2 separate regions of the Homo sapiens genome follow, and region 1 is linked to region 2. A link is a contact called in ENCODE Hi-C or POLR2A ChIA-PET data. All regions are on one chromosome and are shown on one strand. The core of a region is the stretch at or near the end of the contact, and the rest is flanking DNA. Distances in the headings are between cores, read along the strand shown. Region 1 holds the start of QPRT (quinolinate phosphoribosyltransferase). Region 2 has its middle 17 kb from the start of SPN.

Region 1 (4,566 bases), core at 838-3,337, 33 kb before region 2:
CCAACTCCATTGTCCAGATGTGGAAACGGGCTTCTACAGGTTACAAAACTTGCCAGGGTTTCCACTGCTGCTGAGTGGCAGTCAGGATTCACATCCAGGTCGGCGTTGTTTCAAAAGAGAAAGACACAATGGAGATTGAAAGGTGTTTGGCGTGGCATCCTGCATGGGACCCCTGAGAGCTGGTTCCACAGTGGAGCCAGAGGGACCGGGTGTATGGGGCCAGCAGGCACCTCAAACATGGAGGAGGGTCTAAGCACCTGTGCCTCCCATCCTCTGTCCTCCCCACAACCTTCTGAGCAGGGAACTATTTATTTTCCTTTTTTTTTGAGATGGAGTCTCGCTCTGTCGCCCAGGCTGGAGTGCTGAGGCCTGGTCTCAGCTCACTGCAACCTCCGCCACTGGGGTTCAAGCAATTCTCCTGCCTCAGCCTCCCATGTAGCTGGGATTACAGGTGCGCACCACCACACTCGGCTAATTTTTGTACTTTTAGTAGAGACGGGGTTTCACCATGTTGGCCAGGCTGGTCTCAAACACCTGACCTCAAGTGCTCCACCCACCTCAGCCTCCCAAAGTGCTGGGATTACAGGCGTGAGCCACCGTGGCGGGCCAGAGCAGGGAACTATTATTGTCATTTTACAGATGGAAGAAAACGGGACTCTGAGAAGCCAGGACCCACCCATGGTCACACAGCCCCATCCCTGGTGGAGCCTTCTGAGCGTAGAGCATGGACCCCTGGGTTTGTGCTGGTGGAAGGGTTTACGGGGCGCCAGTTTAGTCAGCCACCCCTGTGTAGGACACCTATGGAACACCATAGGGGGCCTCTGAGGAGAATCACCTCCTTATTGCCATTGTGTCCCCAGGCCAGTGAACATGACCTGCTCTGCGGCTTTACACAGAATGCTCTGGGCTGAAACACTTCCTTGAAGCGTTGGAATGTGACCAGACATCCTGGCTCCTTGTAAAACCCACTCCCACCAGCTGCAGCCCAATAAGTTAAAGATTATCTTAGTTGGCCGGGCACGGTGGCTAACACCTGTAATCCCAGCACTTTGGGAGGCAGAGACGGGCGGATCACGAGGTTGGGAAATGAGACCATCCTGGCTAACATGGTGAAACCCCGTCTCTACTAAAAATACAAAAAATTAGCCAGGCGTGGCGGCGGGCGCCTGTAGTCCCAGCTACTCGGGAGGCTGAGGCAGGAGAATGGCATGAACCCGGGAGGCGGAGCTTGCAGTGAGCCGAGATCACGCCACTGCACTCCAGCCTGGGGGAAAGCGAGACTCCGTCTCAAAAAAAAAAAAAAAAAAGATTATCTTAGTAGTTAGACATATGCTTTGAGCTTAAAGGAAATTCACATAAACCACCACGGCTATACATCTTTCAAATGACGCGCACACCCCCACCTTCACCGTTTCACCCCGTACCATCTGCTTCTTAGATCAAAAGATTGTACTCAATAAATTATCAGGCAACCAGGGCTCTGCAGCCTTCACTTTAGCAACTGGCCCCCTGGGGCTGCTTTAAATCTTAACTTGTCTTTTCTCATTCCTTTGTTGCCACCGGACTTCATGGTTGGGGGTTGGGACTGATCACCCCAACAGTTTGCATACAGCTCCCTCCAGGCAGGGAATCACGGGACTCAAGCCCCCTCCCCCACCCAGCTGCAGAAGGGACAGGACTTTGTCTCTGCTTCTCCCGAGCTACCAGCGAGAGCAGAAGTCCATGCTGCTCCCCCAACCAGCCTCCCACTTCCGGCCCCCACTGCCCCCAGGAGACGCCACCTCCTCCAGGCCACCCTGCCCTTTTCTAGGGCTTAAGCCCCTTCCTTCCCCAGAGCTCCTTGGGGACTCAACACAGGAGAAAGAAGAGTGAGAAGGGGCCTCTGGGGGTTGAGCAAGGCTGCAGGGACATGGGGTAGGTAAGGGAGTCGATGGCGGGACCAGAGGAGAGATGACTCCAGAGGAGGCAACAAGGGGCTGAGACAAGCCAGGGTGGGGGCAGGGGTAGGCAGTGGGGGGATGGGTGCAGGGACATGGCAGAGAGAGTGTCCCTTTACCTTCAGCGTCCATGGTGACTTGCAGCTGTCTGGGCTGGTGTGTTGGCTGCTCAGGACCAAGGCTCCCAGAGGCCCCAGGCTGGGGGTGGGACTGTGGAGGGAGGGAGGGCCCATCAAGCTGTCAGCCGGCCCTTCCCAGGCTCCCCAAGCCTCCCTCCTGTCCTCTGCCAGGCCTGCAGATTCCTCAGCAGGCCCTGAAAGTCAGAGGAGGGGCTCTGATGGGGAACTCAGAAGCCCTGCCCCAGCCAGTGAAGGAGCCCGAGGCCCTGTTCTCACCCAACACCCAGCCCTCCTGGCCCTAACCCAGGGTCCAAGGCTGTGAATGTAAGCATGTGCTCCCTGGTGAGGGCAGGCAGGCATTTTGGATGGTGTGCTGGGAAAATCATGGGCCCTGGACCTGGGTTCAAATCCTAACTCCATCCTTTTTGATCTCAAGTACCTTTTTACCTTTTTCTGTGCCTCAGTTTCCTTAGCTTTAAAATGGCATAACAGGGCCGGGCACAGGAGCTCACGCCTGTAATCCCAGCACTTTGGGAGGCAGAGGCAGGTTGATCACCTGAGGTCAGGAGTTTGAGACCAGCCTGGCCAACATGGCGAAACCCCATCTCTACTAAAAATACAAAAATTAGCCGGGCATGGTGGCGGCCGCCTGTAATCCCAGCTGCTCAGGAGGCTGAGGCATGAGACTCACTTGAACCCCGGAGGTGGAGGTTGCAGTGAGTCGAGATCATGCCACTGCACTCCAGCCTGGGTGACAGAGTGAGACTCTGTCTCAAGATAAATAAATAAATTTATTAATTAATTTAAAAAACGGCATAACAGGCCGGATGCAGTGGTTCACGACTGTAATCCCAGCACTTTGGGAGGCTGAGGCAGGCAGATCACGAGGTCAGGAGATCGAGACCATCCCAGCTAACATGGTGAAACCCCGTCTCTACTAAAAAACCAAAAAATTAGCCGGGTGTGGTGGTGGGCGCCTGTAGTCCCAGCTACTCGGGAGGCTGAGGCAGGAGAATGGTGTGAACCCGGGAGGTGGAGCTTGCAGTGAGCCAAGATCATGCCACTGTACTCCTGGGCGACAGAGCGAGACTCTGTCTCAAAAAACAAAACAAAACAAAAAAACCCGGCATAACAGGCTGGGCACAGCGACTCATGCCTGTAATCCCTGTGCTTTGGGAGGCCAAGGCAGGAGAATCGCTTGAGGCCAGGAGTTTGAGACCAGTGTGGGCATCATAGAGACATACAGAGATCCCATCTCTCCCAAAAAAAGAAAAAAGAAAAAGAAATTAGCTAAGTACAGTGGTGCACACCTGTAGGCTGAGATGGGAGGATCACTTGAGCCCAGGAGTTCAAAGCTGCAGTGAGCCGTGATCGTGCCACTGCAGTCCAGCCTGAGTGACAGAGAGAGACCCTGTCTCTAAAGAAAAAAAAAATGTAATGGCATAACATCTACCTCATGGGTCCAACTGAGAATCAATGAGAAAACTCTGCAAATGAAACAGAGTAGGAACTCACCTAATATCCACTTCCCTTCCCTTCCCTCTTTCCAAGGAACTTTAAGGGCACAGACAGCTTAGAGCCCAGCTTCTGAACCAGAAAGTGGGGAAACCACCAGTCACCGGGACTGGGACTTCAGGCAAGTTCCTGTCCAAGAACTGCCAGGGCCTTTCTTTCTTCCTTTTTTTTTTTTTTTTGATGGAGTTTCGCTCTTGTTGCCGAGGCTGGAGCGCAATGGCGTGATCTCGACTCACTGCAACCTCCGCTTCCCGGGGTCAAGCGATTCTCCTGCCTCAGCCTCCCGAATAGCTGGGATTACAGGCATGCGCCACCACACCCGGCTAATTTTGTATTTTTTTTCAGTAGAGACGGGGTTTCTCTATGTTGGTCAGGCTAGTCTTGAGCTCCCGACCTCAGGTGATCCACCCGCCTCTGCCTCCCAAAGAGCTGGGATTACAGGCATGAGCCACCGCGCCTGGCCCAGGGCCTTCCTTTCTTCATTGGAAACCCTTCTTGCTACAGTTGCTCACAGGGACTGCTAGTCGCTAAATTCACTTGCATCTTCCCAGCCTTCTCCCTTTGCTTTCTCTGCCGCACCTGACTGCCGGGACTGGGGCTGGCGTGACGGATCGAGACACCCAAGGCACAAAATTTAGGGAGGCCTCATCCTCCAGCTCACTTTTTTTTTTTTTTTTTTTTTTGAGACAGGGTCTTGCTCTGTCACCCAGGCTGGAGTGCAGTGGCACAATCTTGGCCCACTACAACCTCCACGCCCCAGGCTCAAGTGATCCTCCTACCTCAGCCTCCTGAGTAGCTGGAACCACAGGCGTCTGCCACCATGCCCAGCTAATTTGTGTATTTTTAGTAGAGAAGGGGTTTCACCGTGTTGGCCAGGCTGGAGTCGGGCTCGCTTATCACCCCAGCACCTTGCTGGCCTTGATTCAGTCCTGGGCCTGTTTCTGAGGCTGCAGTGAGCTATGCAGTGAGCTTTTTTTTTCTTTAGAGACAGGATC
Region 2 (4,539 bases), core at 1,677-4,176:
CTCGAGGCTGAGGCAGGAGAATCGCTTAAACCCGGGAGGCAGAGGTTGCAGTGAGCCAAGATTGCGCCACTGCACTCCAGTCTGGGCGACAGAGTGAGACTCCATCTCAAAAAAAAAAAAAAAAAAAAAAAAAAAGAGCTGGGCGGGAGCCAGCTGGGCCCCAGCGAGTGCACGTTAGACCACGGCTCCAAGCTCTTCTTCCGGCGCCTCTGACCCGGGGGCCGCCTTTCCCCATCCCCACCGAAGTCCCTAATAAATGAAGGTGCTGCTTCCAAAAAAAAATTAGCTGGGCAGGGCGTGGTAGCACGTGCCTGTAATTTCAGCTGCTCTGGAGGCTGAGGTGGGAGGATCACTTGAGCCTGGGTATTTGAGGCTGCAGTGAGCTGTGCTCATGCCACTGCACTCTGGCCTGGGTGACAGAGCAAGACCCCATATTAAAAAAAAAAAAAAAGATGGGCCAGGCACGGTGGCTCACGCCTGTAATCCCAGCACTTTGGGAGGCAGAGGCAGGTGGATCATGAGATCAGAAGATCGAGTCCATTCTGGCTAACATGGTGAAACCCCGTCTCTACTAAAAATACAAAAAAATTAGCCAGGCGTGATGGCGGGCGCCTGTAGTCCCAGCTACTCGGGAGGCTGAGGCAGGAGAATGGCATGAACCCAGGAGGCGGAGCTTGCAGTGAGCCGAGATCGCGCCACTGCACTCCAGCCTGGGCGACAGAGCAAGACTCTTTCCCCAAAAAAAAAAAAAAAAAAAAAAAAAAGATATTGCTGGCCAGGTGCAGTGGCTCACACCTGTAATCCCAGCATTTTGGAGGCCGAGGTGGGCTGATCACCTGGGGTCAGGGGTTCGAACCAGCCTGGCCAACATGGTGAATCGCTGTCTCTACTAAAAATACAAAAATTAGCTGGGCACAGTGGCAGGTGCCTATAATCCCAGCTACTCGGGAGGCTGAGGCAGGAGAATCATTTGAGCCCGGGAGGCGGACGTTGCAGTTAAACCGAGATCCACTACTGCACTCCAGCTGGGCGACAGAGCAAGGCTCCATCTCAAAGAAAAAAAAAATTGCTACACTATGTTACAATAAAAACAGGGTGTTATAAAAAAGAAAGAGGCCAGGCACAGTGGCTCACGCCTGTAATCCCAGCACTTTGGGAGGCTGAGGCAGGTGGATCACCTAAGGACAGGAGTTCGAGACCAGCCTGACCAACAAGGTGAAACCCTGTCTCTACTAAAAATACAAAAAAAAATTTAGCCGGGTGTGGTGGCAGGCACCTGTAGTCCCAGCTATTCTGGGAGCTGAGGCAGGAGGATCGCTTGAACCCAGGAGGAGGAGGTTGCAGTGAGCCAAGATCACACCACTGCACTCCAGCCTGGGCGACAGAGTGAGACTCCATCTCAAATAAATAAATAAATAGAGCAAAGACTGAATTCTTAGAAATTAAAGCTATGATACTGAATTACTAAAAGCATTAGAATAAAGAAGCTGGGCACAGTAGCTCACTCCTGTAATTCCTGCAGTTTGGGAGGCCAAGGAGAATGGCTTGAGGCCAGAAGTTCAAGACCAGCCTGGGTAATATAGCAAGGCCTCATCTGTACAAACACAAACAGGAAGTGTTGTAATAAAAAGTTAATAAATTATCCCAGAAAACTGCCAGGTGTGGTGGATCATGCCTGTAATCCCAGCACTTTGGGAGACCAAGGCAGGCGGATCACCTGAGGTCAGGAGTTCGAGATCAGCCTGGCCAACGTAGCAAAACCCCATCTACTAAAAATACAAAAATTAGCCAGGTGTGGTGGCAGGCGTCTGTAATCCCAGCTACTTGGGAGGCTGAGGCAGGAAAATCGCTTGAACCCGGGAGGCGGAGGTTGCCATGAGCCAAGATTATGCCACTGCACTCCACCCTGGGTGACAGAGTGAGACTCTGTCTCAAGAATAAAAAATTTAAAAAATAAATAAAGCTGGGCGCGGTGGCTCACGCCTGTAATCCCAGCACTTTGGGAGGCCAAGGCAGGTGGATCACGAGGTCAGGAGTTTGAGACAGGAAGCTGAGGCAGGAGAATAGCTTGAACCCAGGAGGCAGAGGTTGCAGTGAGCCAAGATCGCTCCACTGCACTCCAGCCTGGGACAGAGTGAGACCCCATCTCAAAAATTGATTAATTAATTAATTATCCCAGAAAATAGAACTCCCAGAAGGTGTAGGGGTGGAGAAGAAAATATGAGAGAAAATATATGAGACTGCCGCTCTAACATAGAGATCCAATAAGTGGCGGCTTAAAGAAGAGACGTGTCGGCCGGGCGCAGTTGCTCACACCTGTAATCCCAGCACTTTGGGAGGCCAAGGTGGGTGGATCATGAGGTCAGTAGTGTGAGACCATCCTGGCCAACCCCGTCTCTACTAAAAATACAAAAATTAGCCAGGCATGGTGGCGCATGCCTGTAATCCCAGCTACTTGGGAGGCTGAAGCAGGAGAATCACTTGAACCCAGAAGGCAGAGGTTGCAGTGAGCCGAGATTGTGCCACAGCACTCCAGCCTGGGACAGAGTGAGACTCTATCTCAAAAAAAAAAAAGAAGAGACGTGTCTGCAAAAAACAAATAAATAAATAAACAAAAGAAGAGACATGTTCAAGTGAAATGGTGGTAGTTAGGGAGGCAGCTCTGCTTCTCTCATTGCTCAGGGACCAAGGGCCCTTCCTCATCACTTTTCTGCCATCGGTAGGGCACCGTTTGTCACCTGCACGTTTGAATCTGTTGTGGGGATCTCCAGCCAGCAGGAATGGAGAGTATGAAGCTGGCCTACTTCCTAAGGCCAAAGACCAGAAGTCACATACATCACCTCCTCACATTCTATTGGTGGAAACTTAGTCACATGACCATGCCTACTGCAAGGGAGGCTGGGACATGCAGTTCCACCATGTTCTTGGGGAAGAAGGGCTCATTGGATTTTGGATAATGAGTAGTCTTTGCCACAGAGACACAGCCAGGCAATCCAAGAGGCCCAAAAGCTAACCAATAGGAGTGCCAGGAAGAGAGAACCCAAGAAATGGAAGAAGGAGAATGATCAGAGATCATTCTCACTCTGATGAGAAACATGCGTCTTCAGGCTGAAAAGCCCACCTAGTGCCTGCCCAATGAAAGAAAACCCATGCCGGGCACACTGGAACCCCAAAAGTGTCATGTACGACTTAGCTATTTCCTAAGGAACAGGAAGCAGCTGGTGATTAGGTTAACATAAATGAAAGAAAGAAAAAAGTCCCAGGGTAAGAAAAAATTAATAGAATGAACACCACATTAGGCTCTGAACTTCCTGGGGCTGGCCCTGAAAGGGAAAATTTACATAAGTTCCTCCTTTTTGACTATAAGAACTAGTTCCTTAGAGAAGGTCAATATTTCGTGACACTCACTTCTAAAATTAATTTTCATATAAGAACATATCTTATGCCAGTTGATGTCATGGATATAATGGCTGATGGGCAACACACCACTCCTGAGAAAGGCTTGGGCACTGGAGTCAGACCAACCTGAAGGCAGCCACCACTCACTGTGTGCCCTTGGGAACATTTCTGAGTCTCAGTTTTCCTCACCTTTAAAATGGGCATAGTAAAAGGAAAAGAAGAGCCAGGCATGGTGGCACAGTAGTAGTCCAGTAATCCCAGCCAAGGAGGCCAAGGCAGGAGGAGTTTTGAGGCCATCCTGGGGACCATAGGGAGACCCTGTCTCTCTAGATTTAAAAAATATATTAAAAAGTAAAGAAAAATGGGCACAGAGTATTTATCTCACAACATTATTAATTTGTTCTTTAATTCCGCAAATATTTGTTGAACACCAACCATGTGTCCGGCATAGGATTGTGACAATTAATGAAATCAAGGGCCAGTCACCTGTCCTCTTGGAGGTAGCCTTCTCCGGAGTGAGACAGACTCTACATATGTAGGAAGCAGGCATCATGGAGAAACATCACGCAGGAAAGTGGGGGAAGGAAGTGCTCCTTTCTACAGGCTGATGTCTCTGAGAAGGGGACATCTGAGGGGAGACTTGAGGGAAGAGAGGGAGCAGCCATGAGATGTTCATGGGGAATCCCACGGACAAACAAAGCCAGTTCAAAGGCCCTAACCTGGGTCCTGCTTCGCGTGTTCTGGGAAGCCCAAGGAGGCCAGTATGGCTGGAGCAGAGTGCATGAAAAGCGAAGTCAAGAGGAAAGGGGGCCATAGGGCACGGCTTTAGGTCATTATTAGCACTTTCACTCTGAGTCAGTGTGGAGAGTTTAGAGAGCTTCAACTTTGTTTTGTTCTGTTTTCTAGAGACAGAGTTTTATTCTGTGGCCCAGACTGGAGTACACTGGTGCAATTATGGCTCACTGCGGCCTCCAACTTCTGGGCTGAAGCGACCCTCCCACCTTAGCCTCCTGAGTGGCTGGGACCACAGGTGTGTGCCATCATGCCCAGCTTTTTTTTTTTTTTTTTTTTTTTTTTTTGATACAGAGTCTTGCTCTGTCACCAGGCTGGAGGGTAGTGGCACGATCTTGGCTCACTGCA

What was found. Hi-C counts contacts between places; a loop is a spot of excess contacts on that map. ChIA-PET counts read pairs that join two places held with the same protein, here RNA polymerase II (POLR2A). Pooled maps may share reads with other maps.
Region 1: a map of B cell shows a loop between it and region 2 (3-fold over the local background). The contact joins the promoter of QPRT here to the enhancer-like site in region 2. A Hi-C loop is called at or near these places in 9 of 168 maps with a recorded cell type or tissue (B cell, CD14-positive monocyte, CD4-positive, alpha-beta T cell and 6 more), 18 of 37 single-sample maps with no recorded cell type and 12 of 50 pooled maps. POLR2A ChIA-PET finds 5 or more read pairs at or near these places in 25 of 52 experiments (AG04450, CD4-positive, alpha-beta T cell, CD8-positive, alpha-beta T cell and 20 more).

Annotation. Positions count from the first base shown.
Region 1 is chr16:29,676,701-29,681,266 of GRCh38, reverse strand. It overlaps QPRT (quinolinate phosphoribosyltransferase), which reads right to left and starts at 2,087. Exons shown (of 4, transcript NM_014298.6): 1 at 2,057-2,087. The coding sequence starts at 2,069. RefSeq lists enhancers at 1,542-2,043, 3,582-4,081, 4,082-4,566.
Region 2 is chr16:29,644,203-29,648,741 of GRCh38, reverse strand. No RefSeq gene overlaps it. Among named protein-coding and RNA genes, the nearest start is that of SPN, 17 kb to the left of the region's middle. RefSeq lists enhancers at 2,700-2,994, 3,892-4,161. Within about 2 kb of position 2,926, at least 5 of the 41 ENCODE cell types and tissues checked have a DNase peak (open chromatin) inside an H3K27ac peak, as active enhancers do; they include B cell, CD14-positive monocyte and GM12878, where a contact is called at or near this core.